Linked DNA regions of Homo sapiens: all the other regions are linked to region 3. The links are chromatin contacts, found by Hi-C or POLR2A ChIA-PET in ENCODE. All regions are on one chromosome and are shown on one strand. The core of a region is the stretch at or near the end of the contact, and the rest is flanking DNA. Distances in the headings are between cores, read along the strand shown. Region 1 overlaps FARS2 (phenylalanyl-tRNA synthetase 2, mitochondrial). Region 2 overlaps FARS2 (phenylalanyl-tRNA synthetase 2, mitochondrial). Region 3 overlaps FARS2 (phenylalanyl-tRNA synthetase 2, mitochondrial).

Region 1 (4,434 bases), core at 1,910-4,409, 74 kb after region 3:
GACCAGGCAGCATCTCCCCTAAGGGGTCGACCCAGGCAGAGTCTTCCCTAAGGGGTCGACTAACTCATCTGCCACCCCTGAGGAAAAATAATGTAACGTTTCACTCTGCAGATATCCACAGAATCACTGAACTAAAAAAAAATTTGAAATGAGGCAAAATCTTTGTTTAAATAGAAAAGGGAGCAAAAACCAACCAACCAACCAAACAAACAAACAAAAAACCCCTCCAAACCCCAGCCTTTGGTTGTCCTATAAAAATCTAGCGGTGCTGCCTTCTTGCCATCTATCCAGATGACACTCTCCTTAATCCCCAGCCCAACACTGGCGGGCCTCACAAAATGTAGAGCTAAAATTACAGTTAACACCACCATAAAGAGCTCCACATTAAATGAGAAAACAAAATTGGGCGACATAATGTATTTTGAGTAAGAGGAAAATAAACCAGAAACGATGTGTATATATAAACATGTAGAGGAGTGTGCATATGCTATGTGTTGGTATATATAGATGTTGTGTTGTGGATAATGCTCTTCCCAGTAACCTGTTTTTTAAAAACCAGCACACTCCAGCAGGTATCCCCATAAAGAAACCACCCACTTTCTGCAGAGACCACAGTCCCCACGCTCAGTCTTTCCTGCTGAGCTTCCACAGCTCTCCCGCTCTGGCGCCAAGCTAGATGGACCACCCTCTGGACATCCTTTTCTCCATCATTATCGACTCCTTGGAAAAGTAAGCCACTCACAAGTAGCTGGGACCTCTCGCCTTACCCTTAAGAACCCATTTTCCTGCACTATGCCCATCGAGTCTGCCCCTTGTCTGCCGAGCTGCACTGGAATTGTAAAAACCAGGACCAACTGTGTCCTACCAGGAACAACTCACTTCCCCAGTGTGCTCACGAGATTTCTTTGTGACATTTTCATCAGCTACGTGGTGTAAACTAGGAGCCATTCACCAGACGGAGGGGCCGCTGCTTTAATCAAACCTTGTAACTTGTTCCCTTTCTCTTATCTGCATACGCAAACCCAGTGTCACCCTCGAGCTCCACGCCAAGGAATGCTGGGCAGGAGAACCTGGGCAAAGCTGGAAGTTTAGTATCTCAGGAAGACAGTGTTCTCAGCAATTCTGATTGGGTGAAATGAAATCTTGGCTACAAGGTTAACAGCTTTTACCTAATGTCTACGTCTATTCTCTAAGGTTGAAAATGTTTTTTCATCCCTTCTATCAGGGATTGGCAAACTATGGTGTGGCCCTTGGGGCAAACACAGCCACACGCATGCATGGATGTATTTCTCTGGTTGCTTTCACACTACCATGGCAGAGCCGAATAGTGACAAAAATCAACTGGAGACCAGCCCGCAAAACTCAAAATGTTTACTATTTGGTCCTTTACAGAAAATGTTTGCTGACTCCTTCCTTTATATTTGTCACTAAATACTGTCGTTTCTTCCTCCGAAAGTCTTCTCCATTTCTCAGTGCCCCCTCATTTCCAATGATAGTACTATGATTCAAATTCTGTCCACCTCTCCGTGCGGGATAGCTTCCCATTCCAGTCCGCCCTGCGTACGGCTGCCTGGCTGTCATCCTGTCACTTGCTGAATCCTCTCAAACCCATGCCCAAGAACATACATGCTCTTAGTTGCCACCAGAGGCAATCTCCTAATTTTACCTTTCAGGGCCTTCAATTCAGACTTCGGTCTCACTTCTGTCCTGTACCCTTTGGGCCTGTGCCCTCCCTGTGGGTACACCCATGCTTTCCTCCACTGCTGGGAGGGCTTCAGCCCCTCCCCCGCCCCACCTGCCAGCACTCTGCTCCCCTTTCCCCAAGAAGATCTCCTGCTAATTCACAGATTCCCTCCTGGCCTCTCTGCATTCTGCCCTCTGGTTCAGTCCCTGCTGTCATGTGTTCACTCACTTGAGCTTGTTTCTTGCTGAATTATCTGCTCATCTTATAGATTCCAATGGTAACAAAAAATAAATTAGGACAAAGACTACAAGAAAGATTCTGATGAGAGGAATCCACGTGGGGGATGATCCCCTCGGAGATGTGGCATCCAAAACTATACTAGGTCTCAACATGGGGATCACCTACATTCCTGGTGAAAATTCCTCTCTTGGTGCACACTGCACTTAATGGTTTATATCACTGACTTGATTGTTTTCCCAGACATTTCACATCTTTGCCTTTCATCTCTTCAAAGAGTTAATAACTCCCCATTAGAATATGCATATATATTGCAGTGCTAGAAAATAAGTAGAGGAACTTAATAACTTATTGTGAAACATAGAAGCATACCTTGCTTTAATAAAACTTCATGCCTTGTTCCCTTTCTCTATTTGCCTATAAAAACCCAGAACTCTCAATCACTTGCTTACCAGACATTCTGAAATTGAGAAGCAAAAGAAACCTTCTCCTACCTCGGGGCATAAGCTCTGGCCACCCATCCCATTTGGATCGTCAGGTTTTAACAGGCTACACACTTATAAACAAATTCTTATACACCTCTAAGTTCTTCTCCCCTGCTCTCTGCTTCTCCCTTGTCCCTCTGCTCCCTCCGGTCTTCTCTCTGTGTGCCATCATGGCGTGTCCGCAGTCTGACCCACTAGCCGGGAGGCCACTGAGAGGTGGGCTGGGACACTGGAAAATGAGCTTCATTTAGAAATTAAGCTCAAATCATAAGTTCTGCCTCTCTTAAAAGCTATTACCATTGACAATGAACAGCTCTGCTTCCTCTTCACGTTCTCTTAAAGCCATCATGAGCCCCTGCCTTCCACCCCAGCCTGCCAATTACACACTCCTGTCAGGGGACTTTCACTTTTAACTGCTTTTTACAGACATAAGTGAAAGTACTAAAAATTAAAAGCTGAAAGGAGATGAAAAGAAACATGCTTCAAACTCCTTCTCAGCCATTACGAATCAACAGGAGCTAAACATCAGATTTTTTTTTTTTAAAGAGCTTCCTTTTTATGAACAAGTAAAACGTATGTAGAAGAGAATACCTCAAACCCCAAATGGGTTGTGCATGTAACATTTTAACTCGTGTGCCCAGTTCCTAAGTAAATGTTACCAGTGTGACCACACTTAACAGTGGAAAGCTAGTCAGCCATGGCAGAGTTCAGCAACTGCTATTGTTAACCACACTGTAAATGTGTTAGAAGCCATCACTTTTTTTGCTGCCAAATTCTGAAACCTCTGTCTCTGAAAGGCTGCAAGCACTGTATTCACAGAGAAGGTAGGTGGCAGAAAGGGGTTAAAGAGGTTAGGTGTCTGTGTGAATCGGATTTTAGAAAGATCTAAAACTCCAAACAGCAGTGTGCATGCACTCAAATGTGCAAAACTGGAAAAAGTCATCCTATGTTGAAAAATCAAAGCCATTTACAGTAGACATGTATCCAGGAAAGGGGGCAGTCTTTAAATATATGGTTAGCCTCTTAGCCTCTCTCTGTGAAAAACTCTGGATTGCCAAGAGCAACACTGAAGATTTACTGTTATAGTCAGATTTCCCCTGCTATCTTATTGTTCACGAACTTTCAGAGCGATTCTCCATCTAGCTGTTTTCATGAATGCCTCAGTGATCAACCACTGAAGCAGATGACCTTTCTCACCAGTTGCCATGTCTATTAGCTAAATCTGCTCTTTCCCCTCAAAGCAGATCCTTCCCAGGCTCCAAGCATCTTCGTGTAATGTTATGAAGGTTTGTATATGCTGGGTGTCCACAGAGTGATACCCGTCTGGAATCTTAGGCAGTGGTGGGAGGTGCTAGAGACAAACCAGGGAAGCTTCTGCACTGATCCCAACCAAAACATGGGGAAGGAGCCTGCAGAATTGTAAACAGAAGACAATTCGGTGGTTAAGAGGCTGTGCCCAGCCCCACTCTCTCTAGCTGCCCATTTGAATGTTGGACCAACAGTGGGGCATTCACAAATCTTGAGAGTCAAGGTTCAGGTTTTAGTTTCAACTCACAGTGGGGTTCCTCTATTCTGCTGGCCTTGTTTTCTCTCTGCTAAAAAACTTCCGTTAGAGTGACTCTCCTGACCCCACACCCTGCCCTTTACTGAGTCCCGCTAGGAGCTCAGTACTCCCTAGGAGGAGCAAGTTACTTGCTGGTCCATATTTCTGGATGAGGCGGAGCTGATCTACTAAAAGACCTTGAAGTTGGGAATAGGCTTTCTTGCCCTGCTCTCCACTGGGACAGCTGAGAGACTATGCTTGTTATGCAGACCCCACCATTCTCCAGGTTGGGCTGGAGGGGAGGGAGGGAGAGCAGGTCCTCTTGATGCAGATGCAAAGCCATGTGATTCCATCAGCTGAGGAGAAATAAAGCTGACATTCTCTTTCCTTCACCTGTTTCAATGTCTTAATTTGCTTAAAACTCAGGTGGAAAAGAAAAGACTCTTCTGGCTGCCAACAGCAAGTAAACTTAAATTTACAATAGC
Region 2 (4,509 bases), core at 1,885-4,384, 110 kb after region 3:
CATCCATGACAGCAAGCCACTTGAGACTGGGACACAGAGAGGGGAATTGGAGGTTGGGAGACAGGCAAAGAGTGGAAGAGGGACTCTCTGAGCTGCACCTGAGTAATGAGAAGGCGGCATCCATGCAAAGCCCTGGGGTAGGAGTATTTCAGCTACAGAGACCAGTAAGAGCAGAGACTCAGCTGGAAACAGTAAACAGTGTGACTACAGGAGTGAGGGAAGTAAAGAGGGGTCTATGATGTCCAAATAGGAGGCAGGTGCCCATGATGCAGAGCCTTGAAGGCCATGAGCTAGAGCCGAGATTCTACCTGAAGCTGCATGGGAAGTTTTTGGAGGACTGTGGTCAGGGGAGAGTCCTAGTCTGAAACGCACATGCTTCATGCAACGTCTTCTCATCTGTCCTCTTTTATTATCCCTCAACTCACTGACTATAAAAGGAAGTCTAAACTCCTTGGCTGAGCATTTAAGGTCCTCCGTAATCTGGCTCCAAAAGGCTCTTTCTACATCATACATTCAAATCAAGTTGTTTCTTTGTTATGTCCAAAGTAGTACTACGCCCACATTCTTGCACGTGCCTAAAATATACTTCTCTTCAAGCCTGCATATCCAACTCTTTTTGAGAACTGTCCAAGAAATCTAGTCTTTCAACCATTGGCTATGAGTGAATTGGGAACCTCTTCAAAGACTAAGTCAGATGCCACAAAACCTTCCCCAGTACCCACGGAGAAGTCATTTCTCCTATCTGCAAACAATCATATCCTTTCATTTAGTTTTCCTCTTGTGGTACTTGTCAATTTCCACCTTGTATATGGTTCTTCCTGTACACTGTCGTTCACCAAGTAACAATGTTTTGGTAAATGGCAGACTACTTATATATGACAGTGGTCCTGTAAGATGACAGTACTGGGCTGGGCACCGGCGTGGTGGCTCATGCCTGTAATCCCAGTACTTTGGGAGGCCGAGGTGGGTGGATCACGAGGTCAGGAGTTCAAGACCAGCCTGGCCAGCATGGTGAAATCCCATCTCTACTAAAAATACAAAAATTAGCTGGGCGTGGTGGCGGGTGCCTGTAATCCCAGCTACCCAGGAGGCTGAGGTAGAGAACTGCTTTAATCCAGGAGGAAGAGGTTGCAGTGAACAGAGATCATGCCACTGCACTCCAGCCGGGGCGACAGAGTGAGACTGTCTCAAAAAAAAAAAAAAAAACAGTACTGTATTTTTATTGTACCTTTTCTATGTTTAGATATGCTCAGATATACAAAAATGTACCGTCACATTACAATTGCCTACGGTATTCAGTAAAGTGCTGTACATGTTTGTAGCCTAGGAGCAACAGACCATACCATACAGCCTAGGTGTGTAGTAGGCTACACAATCTAGGTTTGTGTAAATACACTCTATGATGTTCACACAACGACAAAATTGCCTAACAACATGTTTCTCAGAATGCATCCCTGTTGTTAAGTGATGCATGACTGTATATCTTATCTCTACAACACACCTTCAGCATAAAATTTGGGACTGTGAGTCTCCCTGTGTCCCACCTTCATCTCCACTTCAAGTACCCGGTACACTGCCCAACATATGTCAATAATAAATAAATGAAATAATGCATTAATGAACAAACAAATGAACAAACCGTGCTGGCTGGCCCTGGTTACTGAAGCCCCAGCAGAAATTAATACATGTAGACAGCGGCATGTGCCATTGGAGATAACGGAAATGTGATGATGGCTCGAGAAGTATGCAGTCCTTTAGTTTGATGGGTATGAAGGACATTCATGAATGATGTGTTTTCCTGCCTTCACAGAACTGAAGGGCTGGTTATTGGGAGGCTACATGGAGAGCACAAATTTGGTAACAGGAGGGATCCTGAGGTTCCTAAATCATTCATGGATAGACTGGGTTTCTGGAGTGGTGTTCTAAAAACACAGTGATATCAGCAGCTAGGGATGCAAGGGTGTAAAGGTATCCAGCAGGGCGGCGTCCATTCTGTGTGGCCTGTGCACTGAGATCTTTGCTTATGCTGATTATTTTCTTTTTCTACTATATTGAAAGACACCGCTGCCTACATCACAAACAAATCTATCCTTATATGCCTGGGTAGATCAGGTAAAAATGCAAGTAACAAAGATAATCCAATTTAGCCTGCAAATAAAAAACTGAGTCTTCTACCAAATTCACCCTAAACAAGAACAATGGAATAACCCTCAGGAATGCTGTAAGAAGAAAAACAATGTATGTAAATATAATTCAATGTTTTCTAAAGCTTTAGATGCCCTCTCCTGAATCAGGAGCAGGGTATTCTTTTGTTTTTTTTTTTTGTTTTTTTTTTTGTTTTTTGAGACAGAGTCTCGCTCTGTCGCCCAGGCTGGAGTGCAGTGGCACAATCTCAGCTCACTGCAAGCTCCATCTCCCGGGTTCACACCATTCTCCTGCCTCAGCCTCCCAAGTAGCGGGGACTACAGGCACACGCCACCATTCCCGGCTAATTTTTTTGTATTTTTAGTAGAGACGGGGTTTCGCTGTGTTAGCCAGGATGGTCTCAATCTCCTGACCTCGTGATCCACCCACCTCGGCCTCCCAAAGTGCTGGGATTACAGGCATGAGCCACCGCGCCTGGCCAGGAGCAGGGTATTCTTAATGCACACAGTGTATCCAACATGCGTGAGTTACAAAGCATGAGGTTTTGCTTGTGCTGATTCGTGTCACAACCTCCTTGGCATTATTTAAATGTAGTGTTTGGTATGCAAATATAGATAACACCAAAAGTAACATCTAAACGAGAACAAAACAAGAACAATACAAACTGGTTAAAAATAATTCCACGTATGAACATATCTATGGACTGCAAACATTACCCTTTTAGGCCATGAATATATATTTGCAGATACTTCATCCAAATATTAACACACTTTTTCTTTATGCACAAAATTTTGTGTGTGACATATACTGAATGTGTGCTCTCTGTATTTAACAAAGTTGCGGGGGTGTGTATTCTTATTTCTTCCACCCAAATAAACAAGCAGACTGACATCACAAGGCTTCTTTTTACTTAGGCAGAATATTGAGCAAACAAATATTTATTCTGGGTTACTCAGCTGTGATACATAAGGGGATTCATGACATGCTATGTCTGGTGCCTGCTAAGCTCTTACGAGATAATTGCACCTTGGACCACCTAGGACATCACATTAAATGGAGAGACCTGATTTTAAAATTTAAAAAACACAGAATGGGCAGAATTTAATCAGTCATGCTTCTATAAAATTAAGGAAGATATAAATAAATGGGCAACAGAAAGGTGCAATAAAACCAGGATTAATCAAACCGTGATTAATTCAGGATCAGATTAAAACCAATAGTGCCAGCTGTATCTGATCCATTCTGCAGCATTATTCTCTCCTGCTCCTTTTTGTTTTCCCATTTTTCCTCCTTCTCATTCCCCTTTGCTCTCACCCCTAGGGCACCCTCCTTGGTGGATAAACCTGCAGGAGAGTTAATTGTCACATACATGGATTTAATCACATTGTCCATCACATTTGGGGGCCCTGCCTTCAGCGATCCATGACTAATTGTTGTGGTAATTTTTCAATCATTAACAGCAGCGCATATGCTGCAGACAAATCCCAGCGTGCCTGCTAAACCCCAGTGACATGCGGCCCACAGGCTCCAGAAGCACCACTACACCAGCCCCCAGCCCCAATCCTATTAGTCATGCGTCGTCATTAATATACATCTATTCCAGGGATATGTCAGGCAGCAATGAGGTCGGAGGGGGCTGAGCATGCTTTATAACACAGCCTTGTTTTCAATCTATTCTTTGAAAAAGGAAGAGGAAGAGGAGGAGAAAAGGAAATTAAAACTCCATGTGGGATAAGGAGCTGGGGGACTATTCTGAATTCCACTTGTTTCTCATTCATTTTCAGGCAGGCTCCTGAGCTGTGGCAAATGCCCTTTCTTTGGGTTTCAGCAGTATTAGCGATCTCCATGGCAACCACCAGTACGCATCTGCTGCACCACACTGCAGCTTCCCTGGGCTCAATTCTCAAGTCGCCCTGGTGTCAGACGGGGCGCACCATGTGCACTGGTGGGACAAGACCCTGCCTTGGGGAATCATCCAGCTGATTGAAGCCCAGCTCTAATCACCACATAATATGAGCCAACAAGATCATACAGAATATGATCTGCCTACACTAGGCAATAGGATTCCAGGACTGCTATTTATTTTTCATTTTCCTTTTCTTAAGGGCCTTTGTTGGTTAAAAGCAAAGAGCCACTAGAATAGCTATCTAACAAAAGGGATTAATTTTAAAATAGGTGGTACAGTGTTGCTGGTAACATTTACTTCAAGCAAAAATCTCATATGTCCTTCATTAAAGGAATTATTCAAGAGGAAATTAAAAGTCCTGGAGTTTCCCTTTGGTTCTTCGTAAATGAAGGGCTAGTTGGGATATTAGCCAGAGCAAGAAAAGGTAAGAGAAGGATTCCTGGGTTTTTGCTGAAATT
Region 3 (3,936 bases), core at 295-2,794:
TTACAGCCCATTAGGCCTTGGCTAACCCATTTTAATACAACTCAAATGTCTCTATGTGAGCTTCACAGCTCACCCTGCAGGCCTGCAGGGAAACACACTCAAGCAGTCAAAAATCAACCATCATGGAACCTGCAAGTTGAACACTGTTGCAACCACAATGATATCATAAACTTCAGTATTCCATGTCTCAGAGTTTAACATAAAGAGCTATTTTGCTGAAAGTGCAAACAAAAATTTTTTAACTTTGTAGAAGTTCATCTTTTTAATTTGGTGAAATCTGACTAAAAGCCCAGCCATGGAGCCATGGAGAGTTTTACATCAGTATATACACACAAACTTAGAGTTATCTGGTAGCAATGGCTCTGCCAGAAATTGTCAGCATGAACTACATGAAATTTTTAATAAGTGACTGGCTTTTGATACCTAAAAAAGCAATTTCGTATGGGCCACCTGATAGTTGTGTACCGTAGGACAGATGTCTAAATTCTCTAAATGTCAGTTCCCTCATCTGCAAAATGGGACACTCTTCGTACTTTCTTTATGGTGTTATTGTAAAGATTCTAGGAAATACATGCAAAGTATTCAGCATAGCCACCGTGGGTCCATAAGTACTTAACATAGGTAAGTCATTATTTGTAGTCATTATGTTAGCATCCAGTTATGTTGCTAAACCGGAAGTATGTTACTGTGACCATTTATAGAAGCGCATCAGGAATTAACCGGAAGTATGTTACTGTGACCATTTATAGAAGCGCATCAGGAATTAACCGGAAGTATGTTACTGTGACCACTTAGAAAAGCGCATCAGGAATTAACCGGAAGTATCTTACTGTGACCATTTATAAAAGCACATCAGGAATTAACCGGAAGTATGTTACTGTGACCATTTATAGAAGCGCATCAGGAATTAACCGGAAGTATGTTACTGTGACCATTTATAGAAGCGCATCAGGAATTAACCGGAAGTATGTTACTGTGACCACTTAGAAAAGCGCATCAGGAATTAACCGGAAGTATCTTACTGTGACCATTTATAAAAGCACATCAGGAATTAACCGGAAGTATGTTACTGTGACCATTTATAGAAGCGCATCAGGAATTAACCGTAAGTATGTTACTGTGACCATTTAGAAAAGTGCATCAGGAATTAACCGGAAGTATGTTACTGTGACCATTTAGAAAAGCGCATCAGGAATTAACCGGAAGTATGTTACCGTGACCATTTAGAAAAGCGCATCAGGAATTAACCGGAAGTATGTTACCGTGACCATTTAGAAAAGCACATCAGGAATTAAGGGCCTGGCTCCTCAGAAAGAACCACTCCATGTCCCAACGTGCAGAGGCAGGACACCTCACGATGCCCTTCTTTCTTTTTGCTCCCTCTTCAGCATTAACAGCAGTTTCAACAAAGCAGCTGTCAGCTGGAGGGGGATGCCAGGGCTCAGAGCAAACAAGCATATACCCAGCAACTGGCACACACCTGGCTGGAAACTGCCTGTGTGCGATGCGGAGAGTTCTGCTGCCCTCTGGGACGATGTTCAGCTTCTTCAGCAGCAGCACTAGCCGGCTAGACATATGACAGACTTTGTTTTTTTATGTAAAAGCAAAATATAACTCATTTAAAGGCTTTCTGAAATCCCCTTCCTGCCCACGATGGCCGACCCTCATTTCTCTATGTGTGTGCGTGGGTTTTGTTTTTAACTTCCTTTTGTATTCCTAGTCAAGAGAGCAGTAAATGTTCTGAAACTGTTTCTTGGGTGTTGTTTTTCTCTCCTCAGCTGCACTCGGTGCTAAGGCAGGAGCCATCACCGGTGCTGGGCACATACCAGGCTCTCAGTAAACAGATGGTGAATAATTGATGCTGCAAATCCAGTTGTGAAAATGGCTTCTTGTCCTCTGTAATTTTGCACACCTTTAAGGCTGCAAGCCTTCAAAACAACAACCATGGGCCTCGTCAGCTTCCTGTAAGCTCTGTCATGCTGCTGTGAATTCCAAATTCTTAATTTCATGCACACAGAGGGAAAACTTTCCAGAACCAATGAATAGACAACTTTCCCAAAGGTTCTGTTTATCGTTCATACTAAACAAATGTGGTTTTTGGCAACCTATGTCTTCCACTAATTGTGCATATTGACAGATAGATATTTATATCCACAAATGGTAACAGAGGATAGGAACCAGTATCCAATGTGGACGTGAAGAGGGCTGCCTGGACTGGGAAGGGTGCTGCCTTTCCCTGAGAATGGTTTCCCAACTTTCATCTCAGGAATGGCGGCGTCCAGAGCATGACGATCAATCACATCCTCCTAGCACTGCCTAGCACTATCCCTGCACACAAAGTCATCTCTCAGGCAAGTTCTCAGTTACCCTTGTGATATGAGCGAGGGAGGCATTATACCCACTTTACAGAGAGAAACTGAGGCAAATGTGGCTGCAGAGACACACGGGGGCTGCTGCTGCTGGCCATGTGGGTATCTGGGCTTTAGGTGGGTGCAGCTGTTAGGACAGGGGCACCTTGTTTCTGTGTGGTTGTTTTTCTGGTTGACCAGACTACAGTATAATAAATATGCCTCAGAGCGCCTCCATTTCTTCAAATGAAAAATGAGAGTAACACAATCTAGAGAATCAAACCGTCTTAAACTCTACCCTTTCTTGCTTTCCTTCCTTCCTTCCTTCCTCCCTCCCTCCTTCTCTTTTTTTTTTTTTTTTTGAGACGGAGTCTTCCTCTGTCACCCAGGCTGGAGAGCAGTGGCATGCTCTCGGGTCACTGTAACCTCCATCTCTCGGGTTCACGCCATTCTCCTGCTTGAGCCTCCTGAGTAGCTGGGATTACAGGTGCGCACCACCACGCCCGGCTAATTTTTGTATTTTTAGTGGAGATGGAGTTTCACCACGTTGATCAGGCTGCTCTTGAACTCTTGACCTCATGATCCGCCTGCCTAGGCCTCCTAAAGTGTTGGGATTACAGGCATGAGCCACTGCGCCCGGCCTACCCTTTCTTTCTATAGGCCCTATGTTCTGACAAAGCAAAAGCAGACAAAACTAAAGGCAGAAAACAACAACAACAACAAAAACAAACAAAAAACAGGATAGAATGAGTAACTGATCCAAATGTGAGGGCAATATTTTTTTAAAGCTATTTTATTTTTAAGTAGATTTGCAGAGATGCGTAAAGTCTTATTTGCATCATTAGTAAGTGACAGCATTGCCATGGTGATTACTTATTTTCAGAAAAGAAATAACCATAGAGAAATCATTAATAACTCAACAAGATACGAAGTGCTGGTCAGGGACTGTGAGGCACACACATCCCTCCACATGCCGTATAAAGCATGTTCTAATGGACAAAGAAAGATATTGGTTTGGGGGAAAAATAACTTGTTCCTTCTGCTAAACCCAGAGAACAGGCATTAAAACCTCATAATAGTCTGGGCATGGTGGCTCACGCCTATAATCCCAGCACTTTGGGAGGCTGAGGCAGGTGGATCACCTGAGGTCAAGAGTTCGAGACCAGCCTGGCCAACATGGTGAAATCCCATCTCTACTAAAAATACAAAAATTAGCTGGGTGTGGTGGTGGGCGCCTGTAATCCCAGCCTGTAATCCCTGCTACTCGGGAGGCTGAGGCAGGAGAATCGCTTGAACCCAGGAGGCGGAGGTTGTAGTGAGCCGAGATTGCACCGCTGCACTCCAGCCTGGGAGACAGAGCAATACTCCATCTAAAAAAAACAAAAAACTTCATAATAAGATGGGCAAAGTCATTGGTAAAATGTAACAGCAGTGAAAAATGTGTTCTGAAACATTTATTTACACCTTTAAGTACATATAGCAACTTCCAGCAGGGCAAGAAGAAGTTTATACACAAGCCTTAATATACTCACTTAAATACATGTAAAGCATTTATTTAATAAACTAACATGGACGTTTATAGCTATAA

Evidence for each region. A loop is a pair of places that touch in the nucleus more often than their neighbours do. ChIA-PET counts read pairs that join two places held with the same protein, here RNA polymerase II (POLR2A). Pooled maps may share reads with other maps.
Region 1: a pooled map shows a loop between it and region 3 (2.2-fold over the local background). The contact joins two enhancer-like sites. A Hi-C loop is called at or near these places in 1 of 168 maps with a recorded cell type or tissue (MCF 10A), 1 of 37 single-sample maps with no recorded cell type and 3 of 50 pooled maps. POLR2A ChIA-PET finds 5 or more read pairs at or near these places in 4 of 52 experiments (BJ, T-cell, activated T-cell and 1 more).
Region 2: a map of IMR-90 shows a loop between it and region 3 (29-fold over the local background). The contact joins two enhancer-like sites. A Hi-C loop is called at or near these places in 2 of 168 maps with a recorded cell type or tissue (IMR-90 and naive thymus-derived CD4-positive, alpha-beta T cell) and 8 of 50 pooled maps.

What each region holds. Positions count from the first base shown.
Region 1 is chr6:5,505,901-5,510,334 of GRCh38, reverse strand. All of the region lies in intron 4 of FARS2 (phenylalanyl-tRNA synthetase 2, mitochondrial), which reads right to left. Among named protein-coding and RNA genes, the nearest start is that of FARS2-AS1, 50 kb to the right of the region's middle. RefSeq lists an enhancer at 2,839-2,968. Within about 2 kb of position 3,159, at least 4 of the 41 ENCODE cell types and tissues checked have a DNase peak (open chromatin) inside an H3K27ac peak, as active enhancers do.
Region 2 is chr6:5,471,361-5,475,869 of GRCh38, reverse strand. The region is part of intron 4 of FARS2 (phenylalanyl-tRNA synthetase 2, mitochondrial); the gene reads right to left. Among named protein-coding and RNA genes, the nearest start is that of FARS2-AS1, 16 kb to the right of the region's middle. Within about 2 kb of position 3,134, at least 2 of the 41 ENCODE cell types and tissues checked have a DNase peak (open chromatin) inside an H3K27ac peak, as active enhancers do.
Region 3 is chr6:5,579,064-5,582,999 of GRCh38, reverse strand. The region is part of intron 5 of FARS2 (phenylalanyl-tRNA synthetase 2, mitochondrial); the gene reads right to left. Among named protein-coding and RNA genes, the nearest start is that of FARS2-AS1, 120 kb to the right of the region's middle. RefSeq lists enhancers at 1,538-1,607, 488-1,687. Within about 2 kb of position 1,544, at least 2 of the 41 ENCODE cell types and tissues checked have a DNase peak (open chromatin) inside an H3K27ac peak, as active enhancers do.